Linked DNA regions of Homo sapiens: region 1 is linked to region 2. A link is a contact called in ENCODE Hi-C or POLR2A ChIA-PET data. All regions are on one chromosome and are shown on one strand. The core of a region is the stretch at or near the end of the contact, and the rest is flanking DNA. Distances in the headings are between cores, read along the strand shown.

The links. Hi-C counts contacts between places; a loop is a spot of excess contacts on that map. ChIA-PET counts read pairs that join two places held with the same protein, here RNA polymerase II (POLR2A). Pooled maps may share reads with other maps.
Region 1: a map of posterior vena cava shows a loop between it and region 2 (9-fold over the local background). The contact joins two enhancer-like sites. A Hi-C loop is called at or near these places in 2 of 168 maps with a recorded cell type or tissue (HepG2 and posterior vena cava), 1 of 37 single-sample maps with no recorded cell type and 2 of 50 pooled maps. POLR2A ChIA-PET finds 5 or more read pairs at or near these places in 4 of 52 experiments (A673, K562, Panc1 and 1 more).

The regions. Positions count from the first base shown.
Region 1 is chr17:1,964,895-1,970,315 of GRCh38, forward strand. The region is part of intron 1 of RTN4RL1 (reticulon 4 receptor like 1); the gene reads right to left. Among named protein-coding and RNA genes, the nearest start is that of RTN4RL1-AS1, 50 kb to the right of the region's middle. Within about 2 kb of position 4,095, at least 6 of the 41 ENCODE cell types and tissues checked have a DNase peak (open chromatin) inside an H3K27ac peak, as active enhancers do.
Region 2 is chr17:1,901,114-1,907,170 of GRCh38, forward strand. No RefSeq gene overlaps it. Among named protein-coding and RNA genes, the nearest start is that of RPA1, 74 kb to the left of the region's middle. RefSeq lists enhancers at 3,056-3,105, 3,186-3,235, 6,047-6,057. Within about 2 kb of position 3,243, at least 2 of the 41 ENCODE cell types and tissues checked have a DNase peak (open chromatin) inside an H3K27ac peak, as active enhancers do.

The DNA of each region.
Region 1 (5,421 bases), core at 2,845-5,344, 65 kb after region 2:
TCTCTTGCCTCAGCCCTCTGAGTAACTGGGACTACAGGCGTGCGCCACCACGCCTGGCTAATTTTTGTAATTTTAGTAGAGACAGGGTTTCACCATATTGGTCAGGCTGGTCTTGAACTCCTGACATCGTGATCCGCCCGCCTCAGCCTCCCAAAGTGGTGGGATTACAGGCGTGAGCCACCGCGCCTGGCTTACAGTTTGCTTTTCTTTTCTTTCTTTCTTTTTTTTTTTTGAGACGTTGTTTCACTCTTGTTGCCCAAGCTGGAGTGCAATGGCGCGATCTCACCTCACTGCAACCTCTGCCTCCCGGGTTCAAGTGATTCTCTTGCCTCAGCCTCCCAAGTAGCTGGGATTACAGGCGCGCGCCCCCCATGCCCAGCTCGTTTTTCGTATTTTTAGTAGAGATGGGGTTTCACCATGTTGGTCAGGCTGGTCTTGAACTCCTGACCTCAGGTGATCCGCCCACCTCGGCCTCCCAAAGTGCTGGAATTACAGGCATGAGCCACTGCGCCCAGTCCAGTTTGCTTTTCTAATATGGCTACTAGAAAATCTAATGTACCTGTGGCTGCACAGAGTTGGTCTTGAGTGGGGAACACAGGCTCTGGGTGGGTCCATCTCCCTGGCCCCATGGACTTACTGTCCTTTGGGGTGGGAAGCAGCAGGAAGCAGGCCAGAGTGGGCCCCCCTCTGAAACACCCAGTTACCGTGGAGGAGCAGGGCAGGCCAGGAGCCCCGAATGGGTCTGGGCGACCCTCAGGGGTGCAAAGGAGAGTTGGCTCAAGGTAGAGGTGGTCTGGGGCCTCTCCCAGTTCACTTTCCAGGTAAAGACCCCTGGCCCCGCCAGGCCCCCACTGCCCTCAGCGCTGACCGACACCTGTCCAGCCCATTTTTGCGGGAAGTCTAGCTCCTCAGCCCCAGGACTCTCCGCCCTCGTCTGGGCTCTGTATAGCAAAAGGCCATGTGCCTGTGGTGAGGACTATGGCTTCTGCCTTCCCCCCACCCCTGAGAGGGATGGCTCGCTCTCTTTCCCTGCTTCAAAGCCCAGAACACCCTCTCAGGCTCCCCACTAAAGCTCCTGCTTCCAGCTCAAGAACAGGGCAGGCTCGCTGACACAGCCAAGACAAGCACATCACGAGCGGCTCTGGAGCTAAGGAAGGAGCCCAGCCTCCTGCTCAGGTCAACAGCCCCCCGCCCACCTCCCTGCCCCTCTGTGATGGCTCATTATTCCGGTATTCCCAGGAGACAGATGGAATTTTCCCCACCAGCGCCTAATTACATTCCAACTCGACGTGGTACAGTGACATGTGTCCAAGCCGCGTACGATTCCCAGTGTGACTGAGAGCTGAACACTCTGCAAAAGGGTCCAAATGGGGATGTTTCAGTCTTGAGGTGTGTGTTGAGCTGTTACCTGGGGAGGCCCTGGGGCGAGGCCCCCTCTCCTGTCAGGAGCAAGCCCCATCTGGAACTAATAGAACTCAGCCTAAGGCTACAGCTGGGCAGGCAGAAGATGCTTCAGATGGAAACCGATGGAGGGAGGGGGTGTAGGAAAAGCATTCCCTGAGGGCCTGTCCCAAGGGAGGGAGAGGATTCTGACCCGGAATCCAAGGAGCAGCCTAACTTCCCTGGACAGGAGTGCTTCCCAGCGCTCAGTGGAGCGATCTCAGCGTGCTCCTAGCCTAGGAGAGTCCCTGGGCTGGGGAAGGGCAGTCTCTGTCTTGGGGTTCCCTGTCTGTGTGGCCCGAAGTTCCAGGGACTGCCCCCACCCACTAACATAGCCAAGGGTCTGATGTTGGGTGTGGAGGCTCCTAGAGGACACAGAGATCCTCTGCCCTCTGCTTCTCTCCAGAACCGGTTCTGTCATCCTGTGATGGGAATGGAGCCACTACTGGTTCCTGGTTTAACATTTTACCTAGTTCCGGCATTGCCACCACCAAAGCTCTTCTCCACTGAGGGCTTCCCAGCTTCACCCCCTCCCTCACTGCCTTCAGGGGCCCTTCCAAACCTCGCCCAGTCTCTCCCTACCTCACCTCCAGGCCTGGCCCCTGGCCTTCCCAGCATCCTCACACATCCCTCCCAGAATTATGGGCCCTCTGCCTCTGGTCCCATTCTCTCACTGCTCCTGACCCCGAGGTCTCAATTCAAATGATTTCAGAGGCCACGCAGGAAACAGAAGAGGCTAAAGTGGGCAGGGAGGTGGTACAGGTGGCAACCCAGGAGCCAGGCCCCTCTGCAGGCCCCAGGCTCCCGCCGCTCCTCCCCAGAAGGAAGAGGGGGCCCTGGGTTATCAATTCTTTGGATTTTGCCAGAGGCTGGGAATCAGGATTTTTGCATGCAATTGGTTGGCAGCAAATTCGACAAAACAAACAAAACAAACAAAACACTGTGTGGGCCAACACAGCTCCACCTGCAGCATGGATTCCGCCGGAGGCCAAGGCTTCTGACAGCTGCCTTCCTGGTCTAGATGGCCCCCTCAGCATCCTCAGCTCCCCGCCCCCGCTACCCACCACGCCTCGCCGTCTGTCTGTAGACTCAGATCAAGCCTCTCCCCTTGAACCACAAAACCCGCCCAACCCAAATCTCCCTGCAGCCACTGCCTCACTCTCCTGCCCTTCACAGGCAAACTTCTCCAAAGGCCGCCTCCTCCCTGGCCTCTCCCTCTTCGAGCCCTACACCTGGAATTCTACCCCTCCTCCCAGACAGCCATGCAGACTCCTGCTGTTGCCCAAGCCCAACACTTTCCAGTCTCTCTCTTTCTTTTTTTTTTTAAAACAGAGTCTCACTGTCACCCAGGCTGGAGTGCAATGGCGCCATCTCAGCTCACTGCAACCTCCTCCTCCCAGGTTTAAGCGATTCTCCTGCCTCAGCTTCCCAAGTAGCCGGGAGTACAGGCACCTGCCACCACGCATGGATAATTTTTGTAATTTTTAGTAGAGACGGGGTTTCACCATGTTGGCCAGGCTGGTCTCGAACTCCTGACCTCAGGTGATCCACTCGCCTCAGCCTCCCAAAGTGCTGGGATTACAGGCGTGAGCCATCGGGCCCGGCCTCCAGTCTCTGTCTTGCCTCAACTGCCCTGAGGTCAAAGTCCCCTTGAAATCTCCCCCTCTCGGTTTCCTTGACACAACGCCCACCCGGGACCACTCCAACTTTCCTGGACGTTCCTTCTCAGCCCCTGGCATGGGCACCTCTTCTCATTTTACCCACAGCCCGTGGGAGCCACCGTGACCTGTGCATATACTGGTGGCTCCAGATTCCCCTGATCTCAGCACTCTGCCGACTCCAATTCCGAACTGCTTTCCGCACAGGTCCTCTGGAATCTCCTGGAGGCTGCCCCCTCAGCATTCCCCAAATGAAAAGCACCCCGTCCAAACCCTTTCCCTCTTCCTGGGCCACCCTCTCAGTGACTACCACCGCCTCCATCTGCCAGAAACCCAGGACGCTGCCTTCTCCTCTCCCCTTGAGTCGGGTTCACCAAGTCCCATAGCTCGGGCCGGCCGTCCTCTCTCCTGACAGATCAGCTGCCTCCTCACTCATCTCCTGCCTTTGCCTGGCCCCACTCCCCCTTCTCTATCGGAGTTTTTCTAAAACTCAGCTCCGATGGTGTCACTCCCAATTTCTGTGACCCTTCTTGCAGGAGGATTTCTGACTCTGCCCTGGGCTCGAAGCCAACACTCATCTGCAGTCAGGAGCTCAGCGCACTCAGGAGCTAATGTTCCCTGCATGTGCCATGTTCCCTCCCATCCCCGGGCCTGGGGTCACACCATCCCCTCTCCCTGGGATGCCCCTCCTTCCTGCACATCCCCGGGCCTGAGGTCACCCGTCCCCTCTCCCTGGGATGCCCCTCCTTCCCGCACCTGCCTGGCTCATTGCACTTGTTCTTTGAACTTGGCACAGGCTAAGGGGATTGTCCCCCTTTGGGGCTTACCCAGAACACTGTTCATTCGACCTGGCCTCATAATTGTCAGTTTACATGTAGGTATCTATCGCCGAGTGACAGACTAGAGGCACAAATGGACAGTGCCAGGCCACATATAAAAATAGAACTCTGACCCATGGTCTGCAGCAACCAGCCCAGGAAACCAACCCATGATCTATAGCAACCAGCCCAGGAAGCCAATCTGCTGTCTACAAGTCAGACTCGTGGGGGAGCTGGACCACTGTCCCTTTTTTTTTTTTTTTTTTGAGATGGAGTCTCACTCTGTCACCCAGGCTGGAGTGCAGTGGCGCAATCTCAGTTCACTGCAACCTCTGCCTCCGAGGTTAAAACGATTCTCCTGCCTCAGCCTCCTGAGTAGCTGGGATTACAGGCACCCACCACCACATCCAGCTAATTTTTTTATTTTTAGTAGAGACAGGATTTCACCATGTTGGCCAGGCTAGTCTTGAACTCCTGACCTTGTGATCCACCCGCCTCGGCCTCCCAAAGTGCTGGGATTACAGGCATGAGCCACCATGCCCGGCCCGGACCACTGTCTCTAGCAAACAATCCGAGAAGCCAAACAAGGACCTCTGCAACAGTCTGCCCAGAACAGCTAGGACTTGATTAGTTTCCCTCATTTTTGTCCCCACTTCTAACTTCAGACCAACCAGAGAGAAAGCCAAATATGCTCCCCTAGCCGATCACAGTGGATGAGCTGCTTCCCCTTAGCCAGCCGCCAGCTTCCCTAAGCGAACAGCCTCCAGTCAGGGCAGGCTTGAAGCTTTCCCATTTTCCTCTATAAAACTTGCCCACTCCTCTGCCTGCCTGGACTATCTGCCAGAATTTGAGTGAGGTGGCTGGCTCCCTTGCTATAAAAGCTCTGAATAAGTAGCCTTTACCGGTTCTCATTTGGTTGGTCATTTATTTCCACATGTGTAACAAACCACTCTGAACACGAGGGCTTAAAACAAAACCATTTCTTACTACAATAGTCCTGTCCATGAAAAAAAGTTAATGATCTCATGACTCTGTGGGTCAAACAGGCTCAGCAGGATGGTTCTTCTGTTGTTCTCACTCCAGGTGTCTCATGTGGTTGCAGTCAGATGGTGGCAGGGGCTGGAGTCATTTGGGAACTGAGTTATGATGTGTAGACACCTGAGCCTCTCTCTCTCTCCATGTGGCCTCAGGATTTCTGCTCTCTCTCTCTTTTTTTTTTTTTTTTTTTTGAGATAGAGTTTCACTCTGTCGTCTAGGCTGGAGTGCAATGGCGCAATCTCAATTCACTGCAACCTCCGCCTCCCAGGTTCAAGCGATTCTCCTGCCTCAGCCTCCCAAGTAGCTGGGATTACAGGCACATGCCACCACGCCTGGCCAATTTTCTGTATTTAGTAGAGATGGGGTTTGACCGTGTTGGTCATGCTGGTCTCGAACTACTGACCTCAGGTGATCCACCTGCGTCAGCCTCCCAAAGTGCTGGTATTACAGGCGTGAGCCACTGTGCC
Region 2 (6,057 bases), core at 1,993-4,492:
AGGATTTCACCAACCAGTAATAAACACTTGTGTAGCTGGCTACTTTTTTCTTCTTTTTTTTTTTTTTTGAGACAGAGTCTTGCTCTGTCGCCAGGCTGGAGTGCGGTGACACGATCTCAGCTCACTGCAACCTCCACCTCCCGGGTTCAAGCAATTCCCCTGCCTTGGCCTCCCAAGTAGCTGGGACTACAGGCATGTAGCTGGACTACAGCCTGGTAGTTGGGACTACAGGCATGTGCCACCGTACCCAGCTAATTTTTTGTATTTTTAGTACAGATGGGGTTTCACCATGTTAGCCAGGATGGTCTCGATCTCCTGACCTCGTGATCCGCCCTCCTCGGCCTCCCAAAGTGCTGGGATTACAGGTGTGAGCCACCGTGCCTGGCCCTGGCTAGTTTTTTCTATGTATCTATGTGTATAGAGTTTAAATTAAAAATGGTAGCATAGTAAGCATATCATTTTGTAATGATTTTCTCCTAGGATGGGCATCTTTATTTTGATAAAAATTGCATCAGAACCACCATTAGGCCAGGTGCAGTGGCTCACACCTATAATCCCACACTTTGGGAGGCCAAGGCAGGTGGATCACTTGTGATCAGGAGTTCAAGAGCAGCCTGGCCAACATGGTGAAACCACATCTCTACTAAAAACACAAAAATTAGCCGGGTGTGGTGGCTCACCCCTGTAATCCCAGCTGCCCGGGAGGCTGAAGCAAGAGAGTCCCTCCCCGTGAGGCAGAGGCTGCAGTGAGCCAAGATCACACCATGGCACTCCAGCCTGAGCGACTGAGGGAGACTCCATCTCAAAACAAAAAAATCACAAACATAATTAAAAGATTTACTAATCATTAATAGCTTTAGATAAATAATTTTAAGTGGTGTTTGGCTCTTTGGATGTGTTTTCAGCCAATTCACTCTTGCAGGATGCTTATACTTTTTCTAATTGTTATAAATTCAAGATTTCACGAGCAGAAGCGTTTATGCTTTGTGGCACTGACAATCCATGCCTTTTCTTGTTCTGTTAGGTTCTCTCATTGATTTTTCTTTGCCTAAGTCCAGGGATAACTCCTCTAACCCTGTGTACCACCAAGGGCTGGTAGGTAATTTGAGCAGGTCCTTCCTTGGAAGCAGGTAGATTAATGTAGGGAGGGGAGGGAAAAAGAAGGCTTTGGAGCCCTGGTTTCATCCTGCCTACTACACAGACGGGGGCTGTGCCTATGAAGAGGCGAAACTCTTGTTTCCCACCACCCTGGCAAAGAAGGCCTCTTGAGAATACATTTGACTTGCCTATAAATCAACCTGATTATCTAAAGCTATTAATGATTATTAAGTCTTGTAATTATATTTGTAATGATGGTTTTGAAAAGTCATTGAGAAAAGTATGTAGCCACTCGTCTTCATGGTTCCAGCCTGTCAGTATGTGACTTTATTTTTTGAGATGGAGTCTCTGTCGCCCAGGCTGGAGTGCAGTGGTGCGATCTCGGCTCACTGCAACCACCACCTCCTGGGTTTAAGTGATTCTCCTGCCTCAGCCTCTTGAGTAGCTGGGACTACTGCACGCCCAGCTGATTTTTTGGGGTCTTTTTGTTTGTTTGTTTGTTTGTTTTTTAGACGGAGTTTCACTCTTACCCAGGCTAGAGTGCAGTGGCACAATCTCGGCTCACTGCAACCTCTGCCTCCCAAGTTCAAGCAATCCTCCTGCCTCAGCCTCCCAAATAGCTGGGACTACAGGCGCCCGCCACCATGCCCAGCTTATTTTTTGTATTTTTAGTAGAGACGGGGTTTCACCGTGTTAGCCAGGATGGTCTCAATCTCCTGATCTCGTGATCTGCCCGCCTCTGCCTCCCAAAGTGCTGGGATTACAGGCGTGAGCCACCACGCCCAGCCTTAGTATGTGACTTTTTTTTTTTTTTTTTTTTTTTTTGAGATGGAGTTTCGCTCTTGTTGCCCAGGCTGGAGTGCAATGGCGTGATCTTGGCTCACTGCAAACTCTGCCTCCCAGGTTCAAGCAATTCTCCTGCCTCAGGCTCCCGAGTAGCTGGGATTTACAGGTATATGCCACCGCGCCCAGCTAATTTTCTATTTTTAGTAGAGACCATGTTGGTCAGGCTGGTCTCAAACTCTCGACCTCAGGTGATCCGCCCACCTTGGTCTCCCAAGGTGCTGGGATTACAGGCGTGAGCCACCGCGCCCAGCCAGTGTGTGACTTAAAGATATCTGTCCCTGAGAGCTATGGACTATTTAGAGCAAGGCTTGGGGGCTAAGTAGTCATATCACAGTGATATTAAAATGCAGTTGAGGGGGAAATTGCTGGAAGACTGGAGTCAATCAGGAAAGACTTCACAAAGAATTGGGTGATTTGAGACTCACTGATTAGAGCCTTCATTTAGGTCGGGGCTGTCCGGTCTGTATGAGGCAGACCGAGAGCAACACTGGTAACAGTGGCATGCGCTGTGTTCGTCACTGACACGAAGCCACGCGGTGCCACGGAGGCTGGGTAGAGGTACTGAACGGAAATGGGTTCCTGGTGCAAATAGGACAGTGTTTGACTATGGGCTGAGTGAAAGTTTCTTTTTTTTTTTTTTAATTTTTTATTTTTTTGAGATGGAGTCTCTCTCTGTTGCCCAGGCTGGAGTGCAATGGCACGATCTCGGCTCACTGCAACCTCCACCTCCCAGGTTCAAGCGATTCTTCTGCCTCAGCCTCCCGAGTAGCTGGGATTATACAGGCGTGTGTCACCACATCTGGATAATTTCTGTATTTCTAGTAGAGACAGGGTTTCACCATGTTGGCCAGGCTAATCTCGAACTCCCGACCTCAGGTGATCCGGCCTCCTCGGCCTCCCAAAGTGCTGGGATTACGGGCGTGAGACACTGTGCCCGGCCAGTAAGAGGTTCTTGTGTTATCCATTGCCATACCCCTAACCTGCATTGGGTTTGTCGTGACAGTGTCTGACTTGCCAGTGAGCTCGTGGGTGTTTGTGAGAGGCTTTGAACCAGCCACCTGGCTGCATTTGCAGCTTCTCAGGCTCTTAGTAGCTGTCGCTTTACACCCTCTCCTTAGCTGTTGATGAGTCTCAAAATGTATACTTTTCAATAAAACAAATCTTTTTTTCAGCCTTGAATAGACCCTGTGAAAAACTGAATCCCACCTGCCTCGTGAGAAATATTTATATAGCCAACTCAGAAGTGATCGTGTAAACTTTTAATAATTGCGAGCCGTTCTTATAAAATTATGCCCGTTCCCTAGTGCATTACCCAGTTGGTAATTGGAAGTTTGTGCTGTCATTAAAAATGACAGCTTCCTCAGATAACATTCTCGGTGCTTGTAAAATGCAAATAACCAAACCTATATTTAACTTATGTGTGTTGCAGCTTCCTTTCAACGGCCAGGTAACCTAGGGGGCTGGTGCCTGTTAAAGAGGAGGGCTTGCCGCGGGGAACTGCAGCTTTGTGCTCTTCAATGCCCAGCCCTGAAATGGAGTTAGAACAGGCAGGACTTTTTAAAAATAAGCCCCAGTTGGACTCTCATCTCCTCTCACCGTTGACACTGCTGTTCATGTTGAAGTTTATTTATATCTTCAGTCAGCCATGGTACAGAGGTCATTTCCATTGGCCTAAAATTTTAGAGGCTTATATGTTTGCCTGGGAAAGCTGATCTCCTCAGCACTTAGGCTTGTAATGCAAAGCCTGTCTCTTGCAGAAGCTTTTCTGCTTCCATAACACGGCGACTCCCACCGTCACCACCACCACCAATTTCCTGCTCCACGATTTATTCAAAATCTGAATAGCTGTATAAGGTGCATCCCTGCAAATGAGCTCTCCTCCTCTAATGGGCTCTTTCCAGGCAGCAAACCTTTCACAAAGGAGCCACTAATTAAGCAAAAAACAGTTTGTCTTGCTTAGCCACGTTTCAGGAGTCCAGCAGTCAGTTTAGAAGACGGCAACATCCTTTACAGCCGTGATGGTAATAATATTCTTTTGTCTCATACCAGGGTCTCTAACTGGCAATTTGGGTGTCTGGGTGTGCGTGTGTCCCTGTTCTGTCTTGCTCTCCATCTTGAAGAGGAAAATTTGTTTCCGTGGACTTTTATTTTTTTGGAAATCCTTGTTAAAGTTACTCTGTAAGGATCAAACCCACACCAAGCCTTCCTGGTTGGAAAGAGGCGCTGCCTGAGTGTCGATTTGCAGTGGGGGCACGCGCAGGCTCTCCGGGAAAACGCCTGTCAGTCAAAGCGGCTCTCTCGTGAGAGCGTCTGACTGCTCGGTTCCCTTCCATCTCCGTCTGCTGGAGAATTGAAGGTGTTAGCAGGTTCACCGGGCAGCAACGCTCAGACCGATGTGCAGGCCACCGCCGCATGCTGCACGTGCCTCCTAATAGAACCTTGAGCTCCCGCAGCCAAGCCTCATTTTGTGTGTGTGTTATTAAAGTGCCGGTGACTAGGAAAAGCAGAGCCCTCTTAATTAGAGAGCGACATCCTTGCATAGTGGTAGTGTTCCGTTTGTGGCATAATTGTCACAGCAAATTACCAGTTAGGTTAAATATTGGGCTGGTAGTTCTCAGCGCTTCCATTCTTGGCTCCACCCCGCCCTCCCCACCCTCTCCTACCCTCACCATCACCTGCTAGCCTGCACTTTTAACTTGATCTTCTGCCAAGTGATAGCTTTTAAGTGAGGCTTAGAGCAGATACACTTTACAGCAGGAGCAATAAATCTAGCTTTGGGCAAGTTACAGGATGCCAGGAACATCTGAATGAGGGGGGCAATTTTTGCTGTGTGTATGGGGGTGTGCTGGGTCGTCTCGTGGGGCTCAGCTATAAAACTGGGTCCTCCGTATATCTGACATGGTGTCTGTCCCGTGAGAAGATACTTGAGGTGACACAAGAAATGTGAAGGAAATAGAAGACCTGGTCCCTTCTCATTATCCGTCCATGGCGGGGGGGGAGCCTCACAAAATGGAAGAGCACTTTCTATAAGCAAAACCAGAGTGACACAGAGGATGCTGAGTACGTGGTGTGTGAAGGGAGTCCAGTGAAGGAGAGCGGACAGTCTGGTGGAGGCAGACAAAAAACCTATGAGTTGTCATCGTGAAGTTGCAAAAAAGGGATTGGCTGGCCGGGCGCAGTAGCTCACGCCTGTAATCCCAGCACTTTGGGAGGCCGAGGTGGGTGGATCACCTGAGGTCGGGAGTACAAGACCAGCCTGACCAACATGGAGAAACCCCGTCTCTGCTAAAAATACAAAATTAGCCGGGGTGGTGGTGCATGCCTGTAATCCCAGCTACTCGGGAGGCTGAGGCAGGAGAATCGCTTGAACCCAGGAGACGGAGGTTGCAGTGAGCCGAGATCGCGCCATTGCACTCCAGCCTGGGCAACAAGAGCGAAACTCCGTCTCAAAAAAAAAAAAAAAAAAAAAGGATCGGCTGGAAGAAAAGTCCATTTCAAACTGAAGGACTGGCACGTTGCTCAGGAGCCAGTAAACCAGGTGCAGGTGATACCAAGAAAATTAGCTTGGTTTGAGTGGTGAGTCTTTGTAGAAAAATAAATGAGATTGCTGCACACTGGGAGGGCGGCCTGGATCTTCATTTCCTTGGAGCTTAAGACTTAAGCCCTGTGGAATGTAAGTCCTAGGAGTGTCCTTTGTCACTAATTGATCTTTCAGCTGCTCATAGAGCTGGCATTCTTGCAGGCCAGGTACACGAGAAGATAGAGCCGGAGCAGCCTGCCTCCGCTTAGCCAACTGCATAGCTGAGGAAATCCTGCCGGGCATGTTATTGGAGGGTTGTGCACTCTATTCCTCACGAGCTTCGTGCTGGGATGCTCATTTTCTCTGGACAAAGATAGACTGGCTCCCTCTCTTGTTGATGGAATGGAAATTCTCTCTTGCATTATGGTTTCTGTGATAACTTTGGTGGCGGTGGTGTGGGGATAATGAAGAGTCTCTTAATGGCTCTAGTTAAACCTGGTAATATCACTCTATCACACTGGAGCCGGCCGTGGGAATCTAACCCACTTTTGTATTCCTAAACGCCTAAAACCTGCCACTGGCATCTTCGCATA